2 separate regions of the Homo sapiens genome follow, and region 1 is linked to region 2. The links are chromatin contacts, found by Hi-C in ENCODE. All regions are on one chromosome and are shown on one strand. Each heading gives the region's core, a stretch centred on a gene start or an enhancer-like site at or near the end of the contact. The rest is flanking DNA. Distances are from core to core; before and after follow the strand shown.

Region 1 (5,867 bases), core at 717-3,216, 840 kb before region 2:
CATTCTAACAAGTTTCCCAGTGGTTCTGGTTCACACCAGAGTTTTAGGAACTCTTGAAACTGGGGTAGGGTGGACAGGAGCTGGCTCCCAGTGGGCAGGAGCTTCAGGGGAGAAGAAAAGGAACCAGCCAGCTCAGGGGACCACAATGGCTGCCAGCTTCAGACGCTTCCTATTTCTCTCATTATCTCTCTTCCGCATCTGGCCTGAGCCCAGCTCTGGGTGTGAGCTGTGGAGAGAGGTTTTCTGCCAGGATTGGGCAAGGGCATTCTCCTCTAATACAGGGCCTTCAGAGACTGCTCTACCGAAGGAAGTGTCTGAGTCAATGTGAAACTGGAAAGAAGAGAGATATGGTTTGGCTGTGACCCCACTCAAATCTCATTTTGAATTATAGCTCCTACAATTCCCATGTGTCGTGGGAGGGACCCGGTGGGAGGTAATTGAATCATGGGGGCGGGTCATTCCCATGCTGTTTTTGTGATCGTGAGTCTCACAAGATCTGATGGTTCTATAAGAAGGAGCTCCCCCGCACAAGTTTTCTCTTCCCTGCCACCATGTAGGATGTGACGTTCCTCCTTCACCTTCCACCATGATTGTGAGGCCTCCCTAGCCATGTGGAACTGTGAGTCCATTAAACCTCCTTCCTTTATAAATTCCCCAGTCTTGGGTATGTCTTTATTAGCAGTGTGAAGATGGACTAATACAAAGAGGAACTAGGGGAGCTTGGAGGAACCAGAGACTCAATCAGGGATTCAAGTGAAGTCTCTGTTGCAAACCCTTGAGCAGGTGAGAACCCCTGGACTCTTGCAGGGGATGTGGGAGGAGCTGTACATACAGACAGTGCTGTCCAGCCAATGTGGGTTCAAACCCTGCATCTGTCACTGGCTATGTGACCTTGATCAAGTTCCTTAAGGTCTCCAGGTTTGTTTTCTTATCTGTAAGATGAGAATCCTCTTCTGCAAACCATGTCTGTTTAAAATATGTGCTTATTTTGAAAGTGATGTAGCAACATTTTCTCTAGTTAATGTTCTTTCTCCCTCATAATTTTAAAACATTTATTCATGACTATAATGTTAAGTCTGTGACTTTATTTTTGCTAAATGTCCATCTCAGAGAAGAATATGACTTTATATAGCGAAGTATTTTTTAAAAAATAGCCTTAGTAATGCATATTTGCAATAAAAATATTTGACAATCCTAATACCTTCAGGCTTGTCATTGGAATGAAATGTGATAATTAAGTAAAACCCATTCTTGCTACAAAGATTTAAGTGGTGGCCACTTTTTTTCCCCCCGAGATGGAGTCTTGCTCTGTCACCCAGACTGGAGTGCAGTGGTGTGATCTCAGGTCACTGCAACCTCTGCCTCCCAGGTTCAAGCAATTTTCCCTGCCTCAGCCTCCCAAGTAGTTGGGATTACAGGCACCCGCCACCACACCCGGCTAATTTTTATATTTTTAGTAGAGATACGGTTTCACCATGTTGACCAGGCTGTTCTTGAACTCCTGACCTCGTGATCTGCCTGCCTCGGCCTCCCAAAGTGCTGGGATTACAGGCATGAGCCACTGCACCCGGCCGGTGGCCACTATTTATTAGGAAGCTTGTTATCTTCTACCACTGCACCTGCTGATGATTGCTCTCACAGGCACTTAACCACTGGCTAATAAAATGAAAGTTCCTTAAACCTTACGCACAGGAAGCCACTTAGGCTGCAGTTGCAGCCCTGTGCCAGGGCAGTGCTTGGCCAGTGACCTATAACTCCCTGAGGCTCCTTGTGAGGGAGCAACTCCTGAAGTCACATGGCGAAGATGCTCACAGGACATGATTCTTAGGATGATCCCACCTGTCGAGACCACAGGCTGTAACTCACTGTCACAAGTTAGTGATGAACGCGGAACCTTAATGAAACCGCCAGCGACAGCTGTGCCATACTGCAAGTCACCACTAGGGGGAAGCAGAATACAAGCATCCGGGTAAGAACCAACGAAGCGCTGAGGAACGTGGCCCAGGAAGCCAAATGGGGATGGGAGGGGAGAAGGATCCTAGGCGCACCCTCCCTGTTCACCCCACCCACCGGGCAGACCTGCACACTCCTGGTCTTGCTCTCAAACCATCTGATTCCTCTGTTTCTCTGTTCTCTGGTCCTGGTACAGCACATTATATCTTCCGTATGGCAAAGGCCAGTGGTTCTCTAACATGGCTGTATGTTTAAATCACCTGGGGAGTTCTGTAAACGCTCTACATCCTGGCCTTATCTCAATTAAATCTGAATCTCCAGTGTTTGGAAGCAGGGATCAGTGCTTTTTATATTTATTTATTTACTTGCTTATTTATTTTTGAGACAGAGTCTCACTCTGTTGTCCAGGCTGGAGTGCAGTGGTGCGATCTTGGCTCACTGCAACCTCAGCTCCCTGGGCTCAAGCGATTCTCATGCCTCAGCCTCCCAAGTAGCTGGGACTACAGGCATGCACCACCATGTCCAGCTATTTTTTTTTTCTATTTTAGTTGATATGGTGTTTTGCCATGTTGGCCAGGCTGGTCTTGAACTTCTGACTCAAGTGATCTGCCAGCCTCAGCCTCCCAAAGTGCTGGAATTATAGGCATGAGCCACTGTGCCTGGCCTCCAGAGCTTTTTAAAACACAACAGGTGATTCCAATTTGCAGCCAATTTTGAGAACCACTGTTTTAGGCAAAAGATCTCATTTCTTTTCACATGAAAGCTGGCTTTCATTGTTAGAGGACTCCTCCAAGAAGCCTCCCTAACGAACCACACGTTTTCCTCCTCCTCCTCCATCTGTCCACGGGCCTGTCTGCAGCTGATGCCAGTACTTATCATGGCTTAAGATACATATGGGTTACCTGAGGGTGTTGCAGATTCAGATTCGTTCAGTCTGGGGTGAGGGGTTGAGACGCTGCCTCTCTAAGTCCCAGGTGCTGCTGGTCCACAGACCATCCACAGTAGGGTTGGCAGGACATCAACCTGTGTTTCCGCATGTGCACCTTTGCAGTTGTTCTCTGTTTTGCATTCCTTTTCTGCTTCTGTATTAACCATGTTTCTCCTTTCTGTAAACCTGATGCTTTAACATCTGCCCCGCGTGCATCTGCAGGACACACCTTGCTCTGTGCAACCCAATAATATGTCTCCCTCACTGTCCCCCTCCCCCTGGAAGGAGTCCTCCGGGTGATATGCTTTTCAAATGAAAACCAACCCAGAGCTCGCATCCCAACCAATTCCCTTATCTGGCTCTCACACTCCAGGCCACTATCCCCCTGCCCTAATCACCCAGGACCAGGTATCTGACAAATAGGAACAGCCTGTATGCCCCAGAGCCTGCTGAAATGATTTAAACTAGCCAGTCCTGAGCTAGCTAACCCTGCCTTGCCCACTCTTTCCTGTGGAAACCATAATAAGGGCTCTGGCCACGTTCTCTTCTCCCTCTGCCTCTTGACCAGCCCTCGTGCTGCCCCGGGTGTCCCTGCATGGCGTGGCGTGCCCACTTCTCTTAGATCTGAGAGTAAGAAACTCTCTCTTCAGTGAGAGTCATCATCTGATCTATTGGCCTCACCAAAGCTGAATAAAATTAAAACCTATTAGAGCAACTCCCCTGCTAGGAGGAGAGGCGTGGCTGGTTCCCAACTTGTCTGCATCCCGCCTCTCCTCCCAGTCTTGCTTGGGTCCCTGCTATGCTGCTCATGGTATGAACACAAGACCCTGTACACACACAGAAAAGAGCACAATCAGTGACTGTTGAATGAATAAGTGAACAAATGTAGGGAGAAAAATTCTGAACTTGGAGACCTGGCTCTGCCACTAACAGCTGTGAGAGATTGTGAAGGTGCCCCCGAGACTCAGTGACTTCATCTGTCCTGTTATTTCATAGTGAGGCCACCTGAGCAATATGTGTTAAAGCCCCTTTTCATCCACATGGTAGCATCCTCCTTTCTCTCTCCATCTCCTACTTGTCACTGGTGTTCAGGGTTCCAGCCTTGCCCTTCACACACTGCCTGGGAGGTCCCATCTGTTTCTGAGTCTTTGAATCTTCACCCACAGCTGCTATGGTCTGAATATCTGTGTCCCTCCAAAATTCACACGTTGAAATCCAAATGCCCAAGGTGATGGCGTTGGGAGGTGGGGCCTTCGGGAGGTGATTAGATCTTGAGGGTGGAGCCCCCATTAATGGGATTAGTGCCCTTATACAGAAGGCTCCGGAGAGCTGCCTCACTTCTGCCACCACGTGAGGACACAGAGAGAAGACTCACCTGTGAATCAGAAAGCAGCCCTCACCGGACACCAAATCCATCAGCACCTTGACCTTGGACTTACTTCCCACCCTCCAGAACCGTGGGAAATACATTTCTGTTGTCTATGAGTTACCCGATCTAAGGCATTTTGTTATAGCAGCCTGAACAGACTAAGACACCAGCTCAGGCTCCCCTCTTGAGCTCCACACACGTCTAACCAAATGCCGACAATCCATCTCTATCCTGTCAACCTGCCTGTAAGTCATATTTGACACATTCAAAATCGAGTTTATCATGCCTTTGCGCCTCCCAAACCAGCTCCTCCCCTCATATGTCCTATCACCACAAGTGCCCAGAAGGGGAGTGGCACACGGAAGGAAGCAATCTGGGCGATGGGGGTGGAATTAGATGGCAGAGATTTGTGACAAGCATAGAAGACCACCCAGCACGCTCAGGGGCAGCATCAATCATAAGTCACATCACAGCAGAGCCATGGTGCTCATCACAGCAGAGCCATGGTGCTCAAGTCCCGACAGGGAGAGAGGGTGAGGGAGAGAGAGAGAGAGAGGGAAAGAGGGAGAGAGAGGGACAGAGAGAGACAGAGAGAGAGAGAGAGATGCAGGGACCCTCGACCCATGCAGGTGGGCTTGGGATCATGAGAGCACATGAGGATAGACCCCAGGCTGGCTTCACTGAGACGCCACCCAGAGAAAGGCAGCTGGAGGATGAGGTGGGAATGGAGCCCTTGCCACCTTCCTGGAGCTCCAAGCCAGTCACCCTCACCAGGGGCCCAGAGGCCATTGGGGCAAACAGCACTGAAACTCTTTCAAACCCTGCTGGCCACTTCCCTCCCTTGGGGAGCAGCAGAGAAGCCCACTGGTGGCCAGTGCTCAGTCAGCACAGCTGAGGTGGGCTGGCAAAACTCCTGGCTCTCTCTGTCTCCGAGAATTGGCTGGGGCATCTGATGGTGGTTGCAGAGCCTCATCTCCCCTCTCTTGAACTTAGCGGAGATCAGGCTCAGCAGATCTGCCCAGGTCCCCAGGAGGCCGGGCTGGTTACAGTCTCTGGGGACCAGGTGCTCCCCTTTTGAACCAAGGTTATTTCTCCCAACCAGGGAGCTTCCATAATCACAGGGATGTCCCCTGACCCCATCCCTACAAATATGTAGAGTGCAAGGGAGCAGGCAGCAGGGGGCAGGGGTGGGCTCTTAATCCCTGGCAGGGAGCTGCTGCCGTCTGATCCTCTGATCCGAGTTGTGGGACAGCACTGGGTGTGTGCTCCTACTTCCTGGCTTATAGGTTTCCTCCTCTGTGTGGCACCAGCATGTGTGTCCTTGACTCCTTAGCAGAGAGGAGCCAATTCACTCTGTCTGTGAAGCCAAAACACAAGAGACCTGCAAGTTTTGAACCCTCCTCTCCACCAAGATGTGAGACGTATACTGGCAGATCCCTGAGATCCCATTAGGCTCAGGCCCTCCACCCACCGCCTCTTCTGGGCTCAAGCCTCCCTCTGGCACCTGCAGCACAGAACAGCCTCCTCCAGCCTGGCTCCACGCCTGCCCCACCCCCATCTTCCTCCACCCTACCCCCTGGAATGAGCTTCCCAAAAGGCAGATCTTACCAGGTCTCT
Region 2 (5,807 bases), core at 1,762-4,261:
GTCCAATATGAATTTTGCTTCTATGCCTCGTGCCTAGTTAGTTATGTCCCCATCTTATGTGGAACAACTTTGTTAGCTCCCTTCATAGCTGTGATTACAATGGCATCTTTAAAAATATTTTTAGGTAAAATTTACATAGAGTAAAATGTATGCATCTTAAGTGTACATTTTGGTGAATTTTGATAAGTGTATATATCCATGTAACCAATATTCAGTCAAAATAAGAATATTTCTAGCACCCCAGAAAGTTCTCTTGTGTCCCCTTCCAATCAGCTCTCACTGCTCTTATTTCTATCACCATAGATCAGTTTTGCCTGTTCTGGTCTTGGTTCTGCTTCTATGTGACCACGTGTTTTCAGCAAATTTTTATCCCTGGAGGCTTTAGATTCCTGGTCAGTAAAATAAGGGGATTATTTTAATAGAACCTCTAAGACTCCTTTTCAGATCTAAGATTTTTTTTCTTTTTTTTTTTTTGAGACAGAGTCTCACTCTGCCATCCAGGCTAGACTGCAGTGGTGTGATCTTGGCTCACTGCAACCTCTGCCTCCTGGGTTCAAGAGATTCTTCTGCCTCAGCCTCCCGAGTAGCTGGGACTACAGGCGCACGCCACCACTCCTGGCTAATTTTTCTATTTTTAGTAGAGATGGAGTTCCACCATATTGGCCAGGCTGGTCTCGAACTCCTAACCTCGTAATCTGCCCGCCTCAGCCTCCCAAAGTACTGGGATTACAGGCATGAGCCACTGCACCCAGCCCAGGTCTAAGATTTTAAGAATTGCCACTCTGATCTGATCAAAATAGTCAAATGTTTAGGATAAAATGTTTCACATCCCCTTGCTGCACTCTAGCACTTAGGGAAGATGCTAGGGCTGTCAAAGTACTCTTCTATGCACTTGTAAAAAAATGACTAGAAAAGAAAAAATAAAAAAATAAAAATAGGCCAGGCGCGGTGGCTCACACCTGTAATCCCAGTACTTTGGGAGGCTGAGGTGGGCAGATCACCTGAGGTCAGGAGTTCAGGGCCAGCCTGACCAACATGGTGAAACCCTGTCTCTATTAAAAATAAAAAGTTAGCCAGGTGTGGTGGTGCATGCGTGTAATAATACCAGCTACTTGGGAGGCTGAGGCAGGAGAATCACTTGAACCTGGGAGGCGGAGGTTGTAGTGAGCTGAGATTCCACCATTGCACTCCAGCTTGGGCAACAAGAGCAAAACTCCATCTCAAAATAAATAAATAAATAAATAGATGATAATCTTTGATTTTTAAATATTAAAATTCTTTTACAATTTTTCTTATTACAAAGAGTAAAACATGATCTTTGTAGAGTATTTGGAAAATGAAGAAAAGGATAAATAAGAAAATCTAAATTCCACCACCCTGAGATAATCATCAAGATTTGGTTGCATTTTTTCAGTTCTTATATAATACTATATATAGTAGCACAAAGTTGGAATTGGAGAGTATTGGCATATATGAAGTTTTCATTTTTTTTTAACTTAACATTTATTTTATCATGGCAATTTGTACATCAGCATTCTTCAAAAATGTCTTTGCAGGGTGGATTGGAACAATTTGGAAAAAGAAAATGTTGGATCCCTACCTGACCCTTTACACAGCGGTTCTTGAGTCTGGTTGTACATCTCAAGTCACTTGCAGAAATTCAGAAACAATACAGTGACCACACCCCACCCTCAGAGATTCTCGACAAATTAGTCTGGGATGGAATCTAGGCATGAATATTTTTTTTCTCATGTGATTCTAATGCATAGCCTGGATAAGAACTATTGTTTTATATAAAAATAAATTCCAAGTAGATTAAAGATTGATTGTAACAATTGAAGCCATGGCATTAGTGTATACAGATGCCAGTGAAGATGGAATCTTGGGTACTGAAGAAAACCAAACGCAGGAACCCCAGAGGAAAATATTCACATACTTGATTATATGAAAGCTTTAAATTTCTGTATGCCAAAACAATCATATAAAAAACTGAAAAGCAAATCACAAAGCAGGAAAAATATTTTCAATATGCATTGTAGGCACAGTTCTTAGCAAGTGTAAAGAAAAAGATGAAGAACTAACAGAAAAGGCCAAGCATACGCAAATAACCCAGAAAAAAGTCATTATATATAAGGAGATAAAAAGCATTTCCTTTTCAAATAAAAAATAAGCTGATCTTCACTTCAGAATCTATTCCTCCTTTTCTGACTCCTCCTCCGCCACCACCTCCGCCCCCACCACTTATAACCCAGAGGCTGTACAGTAGTGTTTACATTCCTGCCCAGAAGCTCCCTAAAAAAAAAAAATCAAACTCAAGGCAGATATATTAAAACTAAAACATGAATATATAAAGAAGAAAGTCACACTGGACGCATAAAGATCTCATAAAACCAGAGGCAAAGGAACGTAGCATCATGTTATTACTGCCTGAGTCCAGCTTTGCACAGGTTCAACTTGCAATAAAAGGAAGTCTTTTCAATCTGCTCTAGTGACTTTACCCTTATTAGAATGCATACTCATTATTTTCTGATTACTCCTCTACATAAAACATATCATTTTGTACCTTGGTTTCCACACCCCTAGTATGGTATTTATATTTTATCTCTAAAGATTGTAATAAATCACTTCAAACACAATAACCCATTTAAGAATGGATTTCATAGGCAACAAGGTGCACCTTTAGTGATGTGATTGCAATCATCAGATGCTCCAATTCTCCTGAAGCATGTATTATACAGTGTGTACACAAATGCTGCAGCAGTGTAGAAGAGGCTATTACAGGCTGAGTGAGTCAACTCAACTCAGTATGTACTTCCTAGTTTCAGGATGTATCCATAGGAACCCTTTGAAATGTTTTGTTTTATTAATTTGGCTCCTTTCTAGTTTTCACTAGAGCCAATGTTTTCGAGATAATGCAGTTTAGACATGTCACAGCTGTTGAAATTCAGCATAAGCTTGAGCTGACAGTGGTGTATCATCAAGAATCAGAAAAACTAAAACAACATTATGATAAAGAGGAGAAGTATGAAAAATACGGAGAAGACAAAGGGCAGGAAATATTGCCTTACCGACTTAAAGCAGAGCCCTGGAGGGAAACATCTGGTTTGGAGCAAACAGTGATTCTTTTAGCACACTGAAGAGTTCTCACTGGATAGAGTGAGGAGTGGCTGGATCTGAGAGAGGGGTTCCTGGAAGCTGAAGAGCTGGCAGGAAATGTTGCTCTCTAGAAGGGAATTCATATTTTAAAAGGTGAAAGACCTATGACCTTAAAATCTAGATAGAAGCCATAATCTGTAATTTTTGCTATGTGTTTAAAACCCAACCTTCCTCTGCCAGGAATGTTTTCCATCTTGAATTCTCAGGTTAACTCTATGAACCACTCTACATTCTTTGAAGAACAATCAAAGATAGAATTCACAGGGATTTAAAAGCCTTGTTAGTTTGGAAATATTAAAATTTAACAACTACCAGGTATCATTTATTTCCACAAAAGCTGCTGTCTTTACAAAATGAAATAAAACATAGTCTACTAATTTGACGAGGAACATAAGTTAGATCAATCTGTGGTGTACCCAGAAAGAAACCACTTTGCACTGAAACAATCTGTCTCTTACTTACCCTGGCCCCCTCGCCAAAAAAAAAAAAAAAAAAAAAAAAAGCCTTTTACAAACATTGACTTCTGAGTAAGTCTTAAAAACTAATCTTCTGAAAGATCTATAAGGCTCACAGGCTAGGCAAGAGATTTAAAAGTTTATTTTGTGTGGGAGTAAGTTGGAATGCAGTCATGTGTGAATTAGAATCTTGAACATATCCCAAACACACCTAACTTTCTGTTCTAACCACATATGTATGATTATTTAAAACAAACATTTCATCTCATGCACATTTAAATATTATCTCCACGAACAGACAGATTAGGAAGAACATCAGGCTCGCTGAAAATTTTACACAAAACCTTCAGGTCTATAAACAATGAGCATTGCACTGAGTGGGAACAAGCACCATACATAATCTTTACAACAATTCCATGAGCTCCTAATATCAGAACTCATCTCTCAGATCTGGCCACTTCTCACTCTATCTTGTAGGACCTTTTCCTGTACTAAAAGAATGACTGTTTGCTCTGAAACAGATTACAAATAAGAAAATTGTTGAAAAATGGCACAGCCAAGATTTGAATTCAGGTCTGTCTTGCCACAAAGGCCATGCTCTTTTCCAGTATATCATAATACCTTCTAATTGTGAAAGGTTTCAACATCTTTTATACCTAACCAGCCATATTTTACAGCACCTAGTGGCAATAAATCTGAAATATAAGTGATGTATAAAGCAAAAATTCAAACAGTACAACTTGCCAGGTGTGGTGGCTCACGCCTGTAATCCCAGCACTTCGGGAGGCTGAGGTGGGTGGATCACTTGAGGTCGAGAATTTGAGACCAGCCTGGCCAACATGGTGAAACCCCGTCTCTACTAAAACTACAAAAATTAGCAGGGCGTGGTGGCGGGAGCCTATAATCCCAGCTACTCGGGAGGCTGAAGCAGGAGAATTGCTTGAAACCGGGAGGCAGAAGTTGCAGTGAGCTGAGATTGTGCCGCTGCACTCCAGCCTGGGCAACGGAGCAAGACTGTCTCAAAAAAAAAAAAAAAAACAAAAAAAAAAGAGCTGATTTTAAATAGACTTTTCAAAGCAAACAGATATGACTCGAGAGTGAATCTGAATGTTCTCATTCTTCATACTGCTAGAGATTATACCATATTAAGTATCCGGATTTTTTTTTTTTTTTTGAAACGGAGTCTTGCTCTGCCGCCCAGGCAGGAGTGCAGTGGCATGATCACGGCTCACTGCAACCTCTGCCTCCTGGGTTCGAGTGATTTTCCTGCCTCAGCCTCCCCAGTAACTGGAATTACAGCCACATGCCACCATGCCCAGCTAATTTTTGTATTTTTAGTAGAGACGGGGTTTCACCATGTTGGCCAGGCTGGTTTTGAACCCCTGACATCAAGTGATCCACCCGCCTCGGCCTCCCAAAGTGCTGGGATTACAGGTGAGAGCCAGCGTGTCTGGCCGTTTTTTTAAAAAAATCTCATCAGTTTGGGATGATAAAACTTTCCAAAATGTATTGAATGATGGTTCTACATCAGGAAATCTATTACTGCTGCTCACCATGTTGATAGAACAAAAGAGAATAATTATATCATCATATTCTTGGATGATGAAAAGGCATTAAACAACATTCATTTTTTATTTTATTTAAAAAAATCATGAGTGAACTCCCATTCACAATTGCTTCAAAGAGAATAAAATACCTAGGAATCCAACTTACAAGGGATGTGAAGGACCTCTTCAAGGAGAACTACAAACCACTGCTGAACAAAATAAAAGAGGACACAAACAAATGGAAGAATATTCCATGTTCATGGATAGGAAGAATCAATATTGGGAAAATGGCCATACTGCCCAAGGTAATTTATAGATTCAATGCCATCCCCATCAAGCTACCAATGACTTTCTTCACAGAATTGGAAAAAACTACTTTAAAGTTCATATGGAACCAAAAAAGAGCCCACAATGCCAAGACAATCCTAAGCCAAAAGAACAAAGCTGGAGGCATCATGCTACCTGACTTCAAACTATACTACAAGGCTACAGTAACCAAAACAGCATGGTACTGGTACCAAAACAGAGATATAGACCAATGGAACAGAACAGAGGCCTCAGAAATAATACCACACATCTACAACCATCTGATCTTTGACAAACCTGACAAAAACAAGAAATGGGGAAAGGATTCCCTATTTAATAAATG

The links. Hi-C counts contacts between places; a loop is a spot of excess contacts on that map. Pooled maps may share reads with other maps.
Region 1: a loop to region 2 is called in a map with no recorded cell type, with 2.3 times the contacts of the local background. The contact joins two enhancer-like sites. A Hi-C loop is called at or near these places in 2 of 37 single-sample maps with no recorded cell type and 2 of 50 pooled maps.

What each region holds. Positions count from the first base shown.
Region 1 is chr13:95,474,775-95,480,641 of GRCh38, reverse strand. CLDN10-AS1 (CLDN10 antisense RNA 1) reads left to right here. Exons shown (of 4, transcript NR_046533.1): 4 at 680-1,198. It also overlaps a transcript of CLDN10 not described here. Among named protein-coding and RNA genes, the nearest start is that of CLDN10-AS1, 56 kb to the left of the region's middle. RefSeq lists enhancers at 257-336, 1,675-2,034. Within about 2 kb of position 1,966, at least 3 of the 41 ENCODE cell types and tissues checked have a DNase peak (open chromatin) inside an H3K27ac peak, as active enhancers do.
Region 2 is chr13:94,638,800-94,644,606 of GRCh38, reverse strand. No RefSeq gene overlaps it. Among named protein-coding and RNA genes, the nearest start is that of GPR180, 40 kb to the right of the region's middle. Within about 2 kb of position 3,011, at least 4 of the 41 ENCODE cell types and tissues checked have a DNase peak (open chromatin) inside an H3K27ac peak, as active enhancers do.